2 separate regions of the Homo sapiens genome follow, and region 1 is linked to region 2. The links are chromatin contacts, found by Hi-C or POLR2A ChIA-PET in ENCODE. All regions are on one chromosome and are shown on one strand. The core of a region is the stretch at or near the end of the contact, and the rest is flanking DNA. Distances in the headings are between cores, read along the strand shown.

Region 1 (5,868 bases), core at 1,998-4,497, 44 kb after region 2:
TGAGCCCGGGAGGTGGAGGTTGCAGTGAGCCAAGATTGCTCCATTGCCCTCCAGCCTGGATGACAGAGTGATACTCTGCCTCAAAAACAAAACAAATCAAAACAACCTCAACAACTGAAGGTCCTTCTTCCTTTGGCTGAATCCTTTTAAAAGAGTGGCTTCTGTTCCCACTGTAGAAAGTTGTGAAAAGAGGCCCAATGGGATTGTTCTGCAGGTCCTCCTGCAGAGTAGTGAATCACATACATTAGTTATAGGAACGCTTGTATTTGGTGATGGAGGGGCTCACACTAGTCTGGACCCTTCCTCTCGGCTGATGCTCAGCTATGGTGCTCAGTATCATTCATTCACAGGAGAGCCAGTTCCAATCGAGTTCTCTCTCCAATAAACCACACTGCTTAGGACTCACCCTTGTGCAATAAAATTGTGGCAGGGCTAAAAATAGAAACCACAAATCCTGCCTGCCAATCCTGCATTCTAACCTCTAATCTACTTGTAGCAAGGACAAATGTTTTCAGGAAAATAAAATGACACTGCATAGAACACAGTGACACAACTGTCCCTATTGTCAGAACTTCCACTCAAAAAACCTGGAGAAAAGAGGATGAATTCCATCTTCCACACCTTGGTCACCATATACCTAGTTTCAACCTTCCTCTAATTTCTAATACAATCTGAATTACAAAAGCAATGAAAAAAATAAAAAGAGAATACAAAGCAGGACGGGGAGAGAGACATAAATATCCCCCTTGTTACAACTTTCTTAATGATGGGAATTTGTCTTTTGTGTTTCAGTACAATGGAAATGGACTAACAGAAGTTCAGTATTAGATTAATAGGACTCTCACTTTGTCAAATGGAAAGCCGGTTAAGGGGGTGAATTCCTTAACCTGGATTTGAGGACAGAGGCATCCTGCTTAGTAAAAAGTACCCTCAGAAAACCTGAATGTGATCCCCAGCTTGCCACTCACATCTAGTTCAAAAGGGAACCAACTATTTCATCTCCTGCAGCCTTGGAGTTCTTATCTCTAAAATGACATGATGGCCGGGCATGGAGGCTCATGCCTGTAATCCTGGCACTTTGGGAGGCCGAGGCGGGTGGATCACCTGAGGTCAGAAGTTCAAGACTAGCCTGGCCAACATGGTGAAACCCCATCTCTACTAAAAATACAAAAATTGCAGGCATGGTGGCACATGCCTGTAATCCTAGGTACGCTGGAGGCTGAGGCAGGAGAATTGCTTGAACCTGGGAGGCGGAGGTTGCAGTGAGCTGAGATCACACCACTGCACTCCAGCCTGGGCGACAGAGCTAAACTCCTTCTCAAAATAAATAAATAAATAAATAAAATGGCTTGCAATTAACAGCCTTGTATGCACAGAACTGTTGTGAGGCTCAGTGAGACAGAATTCATGGGAAGTGCTGCATAAATGGTATGTCTATCTATAACTGAGGGATTATTATTGCTGGACACAAATTCATTTATTGTTCTCGATTGGATGTACACATAATTCAAATTCCCCAGAAAACAGCTCTGCCCTTCATTTCCAGCTGTGTGGTATGCAGCTTCTAAACATTTTTACTGAAACCTTGCCTCTTAACTGTTAGTCTTGAGGGTCTACACACAGCTCCCACGCTCAATTAACTGTTACTTCCCCAGGCAGCTGCAAGGCAGAAATTTCTGATTTGTGTTACAACCAGTCTAGCCCTCTGTGTCTTGGCTACGGACAGACATGCCTCCACAAAGACACAAACCAGAATGGAATCTAACAGGAACCTTGGTGAGAGATGTGCTCTGGGAGGAATGAGATATGAAGACAGGACTCAAGAAACGGTGGCTATAGACTTCTTATAGGAGGCTTTAACTTTCTCAGTTTTGAAATGCCATATTTGTTTTGCTGTGCGATGAATATAAGTGAATTAACAATGTGCTTACAGATTTCTTAGCTGGTAATGTGATAAAATTTAAAATATTCTTGTTTGGTATCATTTTGAAATTTTCTTGGCACTTATGAAACTAATGAGAAACACCCGCATGCTGTTGGAGAGAGTGAGTGCATTTTCAGGCCCAGCATTTGGGAGCTTCAGTCTTCCGTAATTCAATGCATGACAATAGATTTATTATTGAAGAAATGAAGAAAGAGGTCAGGCAAAAAAACCAGCAATTAATCATTTGAAGACACTGAGTCATCTACTATTTTATGTCAGAAATCTTGTAGCCATGTTTACATAATAATAAAACAGCTATAAGAGGGCAGATGTTTTAGGCCTAGACATTCGCTAGTCAGTAACATGTAAATGTGAGAGTCCTCGTGGTTACGGTTTCACACCTTTCCATGGCGGTTGCCAGTCAGTTTTTCCTTGCTGTTCATAAGCTACCAAGTAATACACATTTGTCTTCACTCTGGTCTGCAGTGAAAATAAAATGAGAAGAGAAAGAAGAAGATATGAAGTGGAACAATGTGGTTGGGAAATTCCCATATCTTTACCCTAAAAAAAAAAAGAAAAAATATTACTCTTTTAAGTAAGGCCCAAGAGAATATTAAATGCATATACTATGATTCAAAGAAAATAGTGTTACCATTTAGTCATCAAAGTGGACCTTTGGTCTTGGCAGCATGTGTGAAACTTAAGGGTGGCAGCATGTGCTCTGTTAGTGAGTACATTTGTAGCAAACCACAGGGGTCTGAGTTCTTATTGCCTAAGTGCCCATTTTCTTGGGTGTTTTGCTTTTGTCTCCAGAATATCCAGAGAATGAGTTTGTTAATAAAAAATAAAACTGGCCGGGCGCAATGGCTCACGCCTGTAATCCCAGCACTTTGGGAGGCCAAGGTGGGCAGATCACCTGAGGTCAGGAGTTTGAGACTAAAAATATAAAATTATCTGGGTGTAGTGGCGGGCACCTGTGGTCCCAGCTACTCGGGAGGCTGAGGCAGGAGAATCGCTTGAACCCGGGAGGCAGAGGTCGCGTTGAGCTGAGATCGCACCATTGCATTCCAACCTGGGCAACAAGAGCAAAACTCCGTTTCAAAAAAAATAATAATAATTTTTTTTTTAAAGAAGGGTAGCCAACAGATGAAGAAAAATAAGTAAATTCCTCCAAGATTCAAGACAAGATTTAAATACTTTCTAGCCATTTATTTTTCTAACCAGATTTAATTTGGAAGTATGAACAAAAAAAGTTATAGCATCACGCTCTGGTCAGCTTGTCTCAGATAATGGCTTGTGTGACCAGTGGAGGTCCTGGGGGAAGGGAAATTCAGAGGGCAATAAGGAACTTCTCTGTTATCTCAGAGTTTCACAATACACACAGGAAACATTTGTAGCTGGTCCTCTGTTAGCCTGAAAGATTAGCTAATCCCTTGTTTCACCATAAAATGCATTTTTAGCAATAGTTCCTGAACTGCAAGCAAAAACTCAGGTGGCCAGCTCATAGTCCTCCTAAATTACAGTTGAAAGATGCTTTGCATTGTAGATATTGGCTTGGGCAATAAGGAAACTGGTATAGTTCCTGGGGATGTGCTGGGCTGACATGAACCTCTCTATGCCCCACCACCAATGGAGCAAGCCGATTTCCATGTCCAGCATGCCGTATACATTCTACAACAGTGTTCTTAGGGTAGTATTGGATTCCTGAAGCCCAGAGATGGATTAACTGTCCAGGTGCCCCAGATGAATTCTAACTCAAATTAACACATCCTGTCTATACAACCTTTCAACTCTATATAGCAAAACTGTGACCTCCTGTTCAAACAGGAAAGATAAGCAGCCACATTTTATCATGGTGGTTCCTGAATATGTTTGCTACTAGCCTGATTTACTCACTTATAGTTTGCCCACTAGATCTTTTTCTCTAGACATAGTCATTTCTCTTTTTTCTTTCTTCTCTTTCTTTCTCTTTCTTTCTTTCTTTCTTTCTTTCTTTCTTTTTCTTTCTCTTTCTTTCTTTCTTTTCTTTCCTTTCTTCCTCTCTCCCTTCCTTCCTTCCTTCCTTCCTTCCTTCCTTCCTTCCTTCCTTCCTTCCTTCCTCCCTTCCTTTCCTTCCTTCCTTCTCTCTCTCTCTCTTTCTTTCTTTGTTACGGAGTTTTCCTCTTGTTGCCCAGGCTGGAGTGCAATGGAGTGATCTCGACTCACTGCAACCTCCACTTTCTGGGTTCAAGCGATTCTCCTGCCTCAGCCTCCCAAGTAGCTAGGATTACAGACATGCGCCACCATGCCTGACTAATTTTGTATTTTTAGTAGAGACGGGGTTTCTCCATGTTGGTCAGGCTGGTCCTGAACTCCCGACCTCAGGTGATCCACCTGCCTCGGCCTCCCAAAGTGCTGGGATTACAGGCGTGAGCCACTGCTCCTGGCTCATAGTCTTATTTTATTTTATTTTATTTTATTTTATTTTATTTTATTTTATTTTATTTTATTTTATTTTTTTGGGACAGAGTCTCGCTCTGTTGCCCAGGCTGGAGTGCAGTGGTGCGATCTCAGTTCACGGCAACCTCTGCCTCCTGTGTTCAAGCGATTCTCCTGCCTCAGCCTCCTGAACAGCTGGGACTACAGGCACATGCCACCATGCCCAGCTAATTTTTTGTATTTTTAGTAGAGACAGGGTTTCACTGTGTTAGCCAGGATGGTGTCGATCTCCTGATCTCGTGATCTGCCCTCCTCAGCCTCTCAAAGTGCTGGGATTACAGGCGTGAGCCCCTGCGCCCGGCCTATTTATTTCTAAAAGACCTGGGGGAACTTTTAAAAACTATATTTTAATTTGTATAAAGAATGTATCACAGATTTATTGTGCTGGAAGAGATTTATTGTGCTGGAAGAGGTTTTAGAGATTATCTAGCCCAATGGCCCAATGTCTTTATTTTAGGTATAAGGACATGAGAGGCCCAGAGAGGTTAAGTACCTTGCTCAAGGTCACTCAGCTAGTTAGCTGTAGTAGATCTACCATATGAGCACATGGTTAATTCCTAAAGTATTCCCACAGGTCCTCTGTATTCACAGCTCCTCATTAAGCAAAGACCTTAACTCAGAGAGCTGTTTTGTGACACATGTTACACCCAGCACTTTTCACCTTTAAGATACTGGGACAGGACCACCAAGAATACCAATGGGCTGAGATCAGCTTGGAGGGTCAGCTGCTCACAGGGTTTCCTGTGCACTAAGGCGGCATGACAGCTGGGGAGTATCTATCCTGTTTGTCTTTCTGAATAACCCTCATAACTGAGATGGCATTTGGCATAGATTCCAAATTACAAATACGATCAAATTCATGTGTGCTACCCCACAGTGCATGATGAGATTATTTATTTATTTTGTGTTAATTAATTAACTAATTTTTATTTTTTGCTTTCATTATTATTTTTAACTGACACATATTTATGGGGTACCGTGTGATATTTGGATACATGGATACAATGTATAATAATCAAATCAGGGTAATTAGCATAACCATTACCTCAAACATTTATCATTTCTTTGTGTTGGGAACATTAAAAATCTGATCTTCTAGCTATTTGAAAATATGCAATTTTTTTTTTTTTTTTTTTTTGAGAAGGAGTCTCACTCTGTTGCCCAGGCTGAAGTGCAATGGCACAATTTCGGCTCACTACAACCTCCGCTTCCCAGGTTCAAGCGATTTTCCTGCCTCAGCCTCCTAAGTAGCTGAAACTACAGGCACGTGCCATCATGCCCGGCTAATTTTTATATTTTTAGTAGAGACGGGGTTTTGCCATGCTGGACAGGCTGGTCTCAAACTCCTGACCTCGTGATCCACCCGCCTTGGCCTCCCGAAGTGTTGGGATTACAGGCATGAGCCACTATGCCTGGCCTGAAAATATGCCATGAGTTGTTGTTAGCTATAGTCACTCTCTAGTGCT
Region 2 (5,368 bases), core at 2,580-5,079:
GCATAAGCCACCGCACCTGGCCATCTTCCCGCTTTGTACTAATGCCTTGGTACTCACCAACCACCCCTTCTCACGGGGACTCTGACTTCCTCCTTGAGGTCTCACCCATGCCCCCTCCCCAAGGCCTGTCTCTCAGCCAGCCGGACAATGTGTCACAGGGTTACCTACAGCCACGGGCTATGACTTGGTGCATATTATCACAGTACCTACCCTATTTGCTGCCAAATCATTTAAAACAGTGTATATTGGCCAGGTGCCATGGCTCACGCCTGTAATCTCAGCACTTTGGGAGGCCAAGGCGGATGGATCACCTGAGGTCAGGAGTTCGAGACCAGCCAGGCCAACATGGTGAAACCATGTTTTATATAAAAATATAAAAATTAGCCAGGCGAGGTGGTGGGTGCCTGTAATCCCAGCTACTTGGGAGGCTGAGGCAGGAGGTGGAGGTTGCAGTGAGCCAAGATCACACCACTGCACTCCAGCCTGGGTGACAGAGTGAGACTCCATCTCAAAACAACAACAACAACAAACAAACAAACAACAACAACAACAAACAAAACAGTGTATATTAAAGAAAACGGATATATTATGGTGTAGAATGTTGGAATCCAACTGGAGACTTGGAAATGTTGAGTATTTGGCTGCTACAGACTTAGTTCACTCAGGGTTATTAATTCACCCTGCTCTGCTATTAGAGGTATTTTTTCCCCCAGGAAATGATTGAGGAAATTGGACTCACCTTCTGAGAAGTACCTATATTGGGCACTAGATTAGCAAAAGTATTAGCAAAAAACCAAAGATGTGGCACTTTATTTATTTATTATTTATTTATTTATTTTTTTCTGAGATGGTGTCTCGCTCTGTTGGCTAGGCTGGAGTGCAATGGTGTAATCTCAGCTCACTGCAGCCTCTGCCTCACGGGTTCAAGCAATTCTCCTACCTCAGCCTCCCGAGTAGCTGGGATTATAGGCACACCACCATGCCTGGCTAAGTTTTGTATTTTTAGTAGAGACGGGGTTTCATCATGTTGGCCAGGCTGGTCTCGAACTCCTGACCTCAGGTGATCCACTCTCCTCGGCCTACCAAAGCGCTGGGATTACAGGCATGAGCCACCACACCTGGCCGACATGACATTTTAATGACGGAAATGAAGGCGGTTTGATGGGAGGTGGAAGAGCTCTTTAGGTGGTAGGTGAAGTGACTCTGCCAACTGACAGAGCCACCTCTGTTTGACAATGTCTATGTGAGCCAGGTCCTAAAAATAGGAAGCACTCAATGAGCATTTTTTAGATCAGCTTTTCCCAAAGTCTATTTCATGGAATACTCTCATTAAATGCTGCAAACAAGAAGGGTTCTATGGTCAGATAAGTCTGGGAGACACTTTAACTTCCTCTTGGAGATTCGCAAAGTACAAAGGTGTTAAAGGCTCTAAGAAATCATACAACAAAACAAACAAATTTGTCTGGCTCAGTGTTGCCCAAGCATAGTGAGTGTATCCCTTTAAAAAACATATAACTCTTCTTTTTGTAACTCAATTGTAATACCCCAGAATTAGTATTCTAGGGAACACACCAAGGGAGCCACCATCCTAGATAGTATCATAGACCAGAAGTTACCATTCCTCACCCAAGGCCCCTTTTGTTGTATTCCCCCACAACCTTTCTTATTGTTTTTGAGATGAAGTCTTGCTCTGTCGCCCAGACTGGAATGCAGTGGTGTGGTCTCGGCTCACTGCAACCTCCACCTCCTGGGTTCAAGCAATTTTCCTGCCTCAGCCTCCCCAGTAGCTAGGATTACAGGCGCATGCCACCACGCCTGGTTAATTTTTGTATTTTTAATAGAGACGGGGTTTCACCATGTTGGCCAGGTTGGTCTCGAATTCCTGACCTCGTGATCTGGCCCCCCTCGGCCTCCCAAAGTGCTGGGATTACAGGCATGAGCCACTGTACCCAGCCTGTTCTCCCCTTTTTTCTCATGTTTTGAACATCTTTTCCTAGCAAATAGAAACATATTTATCTCATTCACAGAGATATGTAAACATAGCAATGGATAGGCAATATTCACTGCCACAGGTTCCTTAATTTCAGCTGTTCACCCCTGTGCTTCCCTGCAGGTCAATTCTACTATGGGTATTGTTTGGATATTACCACCTGATAACAGTCTGATCCACAAGTTTCACCAGAGCAATGCCAGGGGTATCATCAACAGCCAATTAGAACTTGGGCAACATGAGCTAGTCAGCTGGAAGACTGAATTGATCTAATTTTAGCACAAAGCAAAGAAATATGATGTTACGGTTAACTTGTGTAAATAGATATATGGTGCAAGTACAATTGTCGTTAGAGTTTTTTTGTTTGTTTGTTTGTTTTTGAGATGGAGTCTTGCTTTGTCGCCCAGGCTGGAGTGCAATGGCGCGATCTCGGCTCACTGCAACCTCCACCTCCAGGGTTCAAGCAGTTCTCTGTCTCAGCCTCCCGAGTAGCTGGGATTACAGGTGACTGCCACCACGGCCAGCTAATTTTTTGTATTTTTAGTAGAGACGGGGTTTCACCATGTCAGCCAGGCTGGTCTTGAACTACTGACCTTGTGATCCACCCACCTCGGCCTCCCAAAGTGCCAGGATTACAGGCGTGAGCCACTGCGGCCAGCTAGAGATTTTAAAATGCTAAAAATAACCCTAGAATGTCTTGCCCACTTCACAGATCCCTCAGAGTCCAGGCATTAGGGGTGGGAAAGTGCCACAGTAGGCTATTCTACAAATGGTATTCTTGTGCCTATATAACATGCATTGATTCTGTAGTCAAGTTTCTATTAATCTAAAGGAGACTGGGTAACTCTCAAGATTTCAAAAAAAGTGATATTACAGAAAGTATGAAAAAGTAAGAAAATTATAAAGCATGGCAAACCCTTTGGTCTTTAAGCAGAAATTTTTATTTTCAGTCAGTTGAATGTAAGGGCTTCAGAAGGATCGTCGATGAATCATGTTGTATAGGTGACAAAGCAATCCTGCGTTCATTATCTCACTTCCTTCTCCCAGGAATCAGGTGATGTCTCATTAGTACACAATCTGAGCACTGAAGAGCGTCACATTCTATAATTTTTAGGAACTTTTTGTTGTAGATGTTAGAAACCCAACATAAACTACCTTATGTAAGAAGGGCAACTGATTGGAAGGATTCTAGTATTTTCTTTTTTTTTTCTCTTTGAGACGGAGTTTCGCTCTTGTTGCCCAGGCTGGAGTGCAATGGCGCTATCTTGGCTCACTGCAACCTCCGCCTCCCGGATTCAAGCGATTCTCCTGCCTCAGCCTCCCTAGTACCTGGGATTACAGGCGCCTGCCACCACGTCCAGCTAATTTTGTATTTTTACTAGAGATGGGGTTTCTCCATGTTGGTCAGGCTGGTCTGGAACTACTGACCTCAGGTGATCTGCCCGCCTTGGCCTCCCAAAGTGCTGGGATTACAGGCACGAGCCATGGCACCCAACCGATTCCAGTATTTTCTTTTGATCTGTTTTTTGTTTTTTAAATAGAATTCTAGGAATAATTGAATAATCAAGACACAGGAAGAGCAGAGATGCAGCTGGGTTCTGAATGCTGAAAGCCAGACACTAGAAGGTTGTCAGGATTCTTCTCATCTCATGTTCCCCTCTGAATGTTGGCTTCACTCTCTCATTTCAGAGTGGCTTTCTTCTCTTAGTGGAGGACATGCTTGCCAGGAGCATGTGAGTTCATATCTATTAATAAATGTGGAGCCAGTGAAGAGAGATTAGTTCAGCTTGCTCGTCATCCCTAGGCTATGAGCCACAAAGCAGGACTGTGGCCCAGCTTAAGTCCAGTGCTAACCTGTGGGTGAATGAACAATGACCGGGGAACAGGGCCCTAAGGTATGTGTAAAGTGACTCCTGTGGTAAAAATGTACCTGAGTGGGAGTTGTGAGAGTCGGGGTGGGGAAGAAATACATTCTTAGAAAAGACGTGTTAGGCAGGTAATTCTATAGGTATGCACTCCATATTTATGCATTCTGGATGGACATATTGTGCATATATTATGGAGGCCTGTCAGCAGAACCCCAAGTCCATGCTAGCTGAATTTATGCTCAACTATATGAGGAGAGTAATTACTTTGTTTTTTCTTTCTTTGAGATGGGGTCTCACTCTGTCACCCAGGCTGGAGTACAATGGCTCAATCTCAGCTCACTGCAACCTCCACCTCTGGGGTTCAAGTGATTTTCCTGCCTCAGCCTCCAAAGTAGCTGGGATTACAGGCATGAGCCACCATGCCCGGCTAATTTTTTGTGTTTAGTAGAGACGGGGTTTCACCATGTTGGCCAGGCTGGTCTCGAACTCCTGACCTCAGGTGATCCACTCACCTCGGCCTCCCAAAGTACTGGCATTACAGGCGTGAGCCACTGTGCACGGCTACATATTAATGGAAACTCCACAGGTCAGTACCTCCAAATCTTCCCCATCTCACATCAAGAATGGCACAGGTTTGTTCTTCAGCTCCTTTTTTAAGGGTAAGACTGGTTAGAAAAGGTCTATAAGGAAATAACTCATGACCTGGAGGAAGAGGAGACATTGTTGTGCCTGGACTATTTCCTTATAAGACAATTGACAATGAGATAAGGATGAGGGCTTGGGCTGGACTTCAAACTCCCACGACCTAGCCGGTTACCTTCCCAGGAAGGTGTATCTGCAGATGTCTCAACTCCTCCTCCAGGAGGGAGGGAGAGTAAATAAAGGTGTGGGAAAGAAAAGCAACAACTCTAGGAATTAAAAGGAGGAATTAGTTGGTAGGAATTGTTTGGTTCCCAGGTAGGTGTTGGGTGTAGCCAGGCCTCCACACCTACACATTAACACACTGATAGGCAACTATAGAACCAGATATCACTTCTTTAGGAATTTGGTGACTTGGGCTGTTTCAATTTTCTCTAATCATGTCCTTTTACTTTTTTTTTTTTTTCTGAGATGGAGTTTTGCTCTTGTTGCCCAGGCTGGTGTGCAATGGCACGATCTTAGCTCACTGCAACCTCTGCCTCCCGGGTTCAAGCGATTCCCCTGCCTCAGCCTCCTGAGTAGCTGGGATTACAGGCATGCACCACCACGCTTGGCTAATTTTGTACTTTTAGTAGAGACAGGGTTTCTCTGTGTTGGTCAGGCTGGTCTCAAACTCCCTACCTCAGTTTATCCATCAGCCTCGGCCTCCCAAAGTGCTGGGATTACAGGTGTGAGCCACCACGCCCGGCCAGAGCATTTTTAAGCTCACAGCAAAATTGAGAGAAAGGTACAGAGATTTTCCATATACTCCCTTCCCATACACATGCATAGCCTCGTCCATTATCAACATCCCCTACCATAGTGGAACAGT

The links. Hi-C counts contacts between places; a loop is a spot of excess contacts on that map. ChIA-PET counts read pairs that join two places held with the same protein, here RNA polymerase II (POLR2A). Pooled maps may share reads with other maps.
Region 1: a loop to region 2 is called in a map of Caco-2, with 5 times the contacts of the local background. The contact joins the enhancer-like site here to the promoter of LINC00501 in region 2. A Hi-C loop is called at or near these places in 30 of 168 maps with a recorded cell type or tissue (Caco-2, Calu3, HCT116 and 17 more), 17 of 37 single-sample maps with no recorded cell type and 29 of 50 pooled maps. POLR2A ChIA-PET finds 5 or more read pairs at or near these places in 8 of 52 experiments (B cell, Caco-2, OCI-LY7 and 5 more).

What each region holds. Positions count from the first base shown.
Region 1 is chr3:177,335,529-177,341,396 of GRCh38, forward strand. No RefSeq gene overlaps it. Among named protein-coding and RNA genes, the nearest start is that of LINC00501, 44 kb to the left of the region's middle. RefSeq lists a silencer at 1,573-1,867 and enhancers at 3,153-3,447, 3,305-3,404. Within about 2 kb of position 3,248, at least 10 of the 41 ENCODE cell types and tissues checked have a DNase peak (open chromatin) inside an H3K27ac peak, as active enhancers do; they include B cell, OCI-LY7, PC-9 and 2 more, where a contact is called at or near this core.
Region 2 is chr3:177,290,613-177,295,980 of GRCh38, forward strand. LINC00501 (long intergenic non-protein coding RNA 501) reads left to right here and starts at 3,830. Exons shown (of 2, transcript NR_047465.1): 1 at 3,830-3,885. RefSeq lists an enhancer at 3,060-4,259.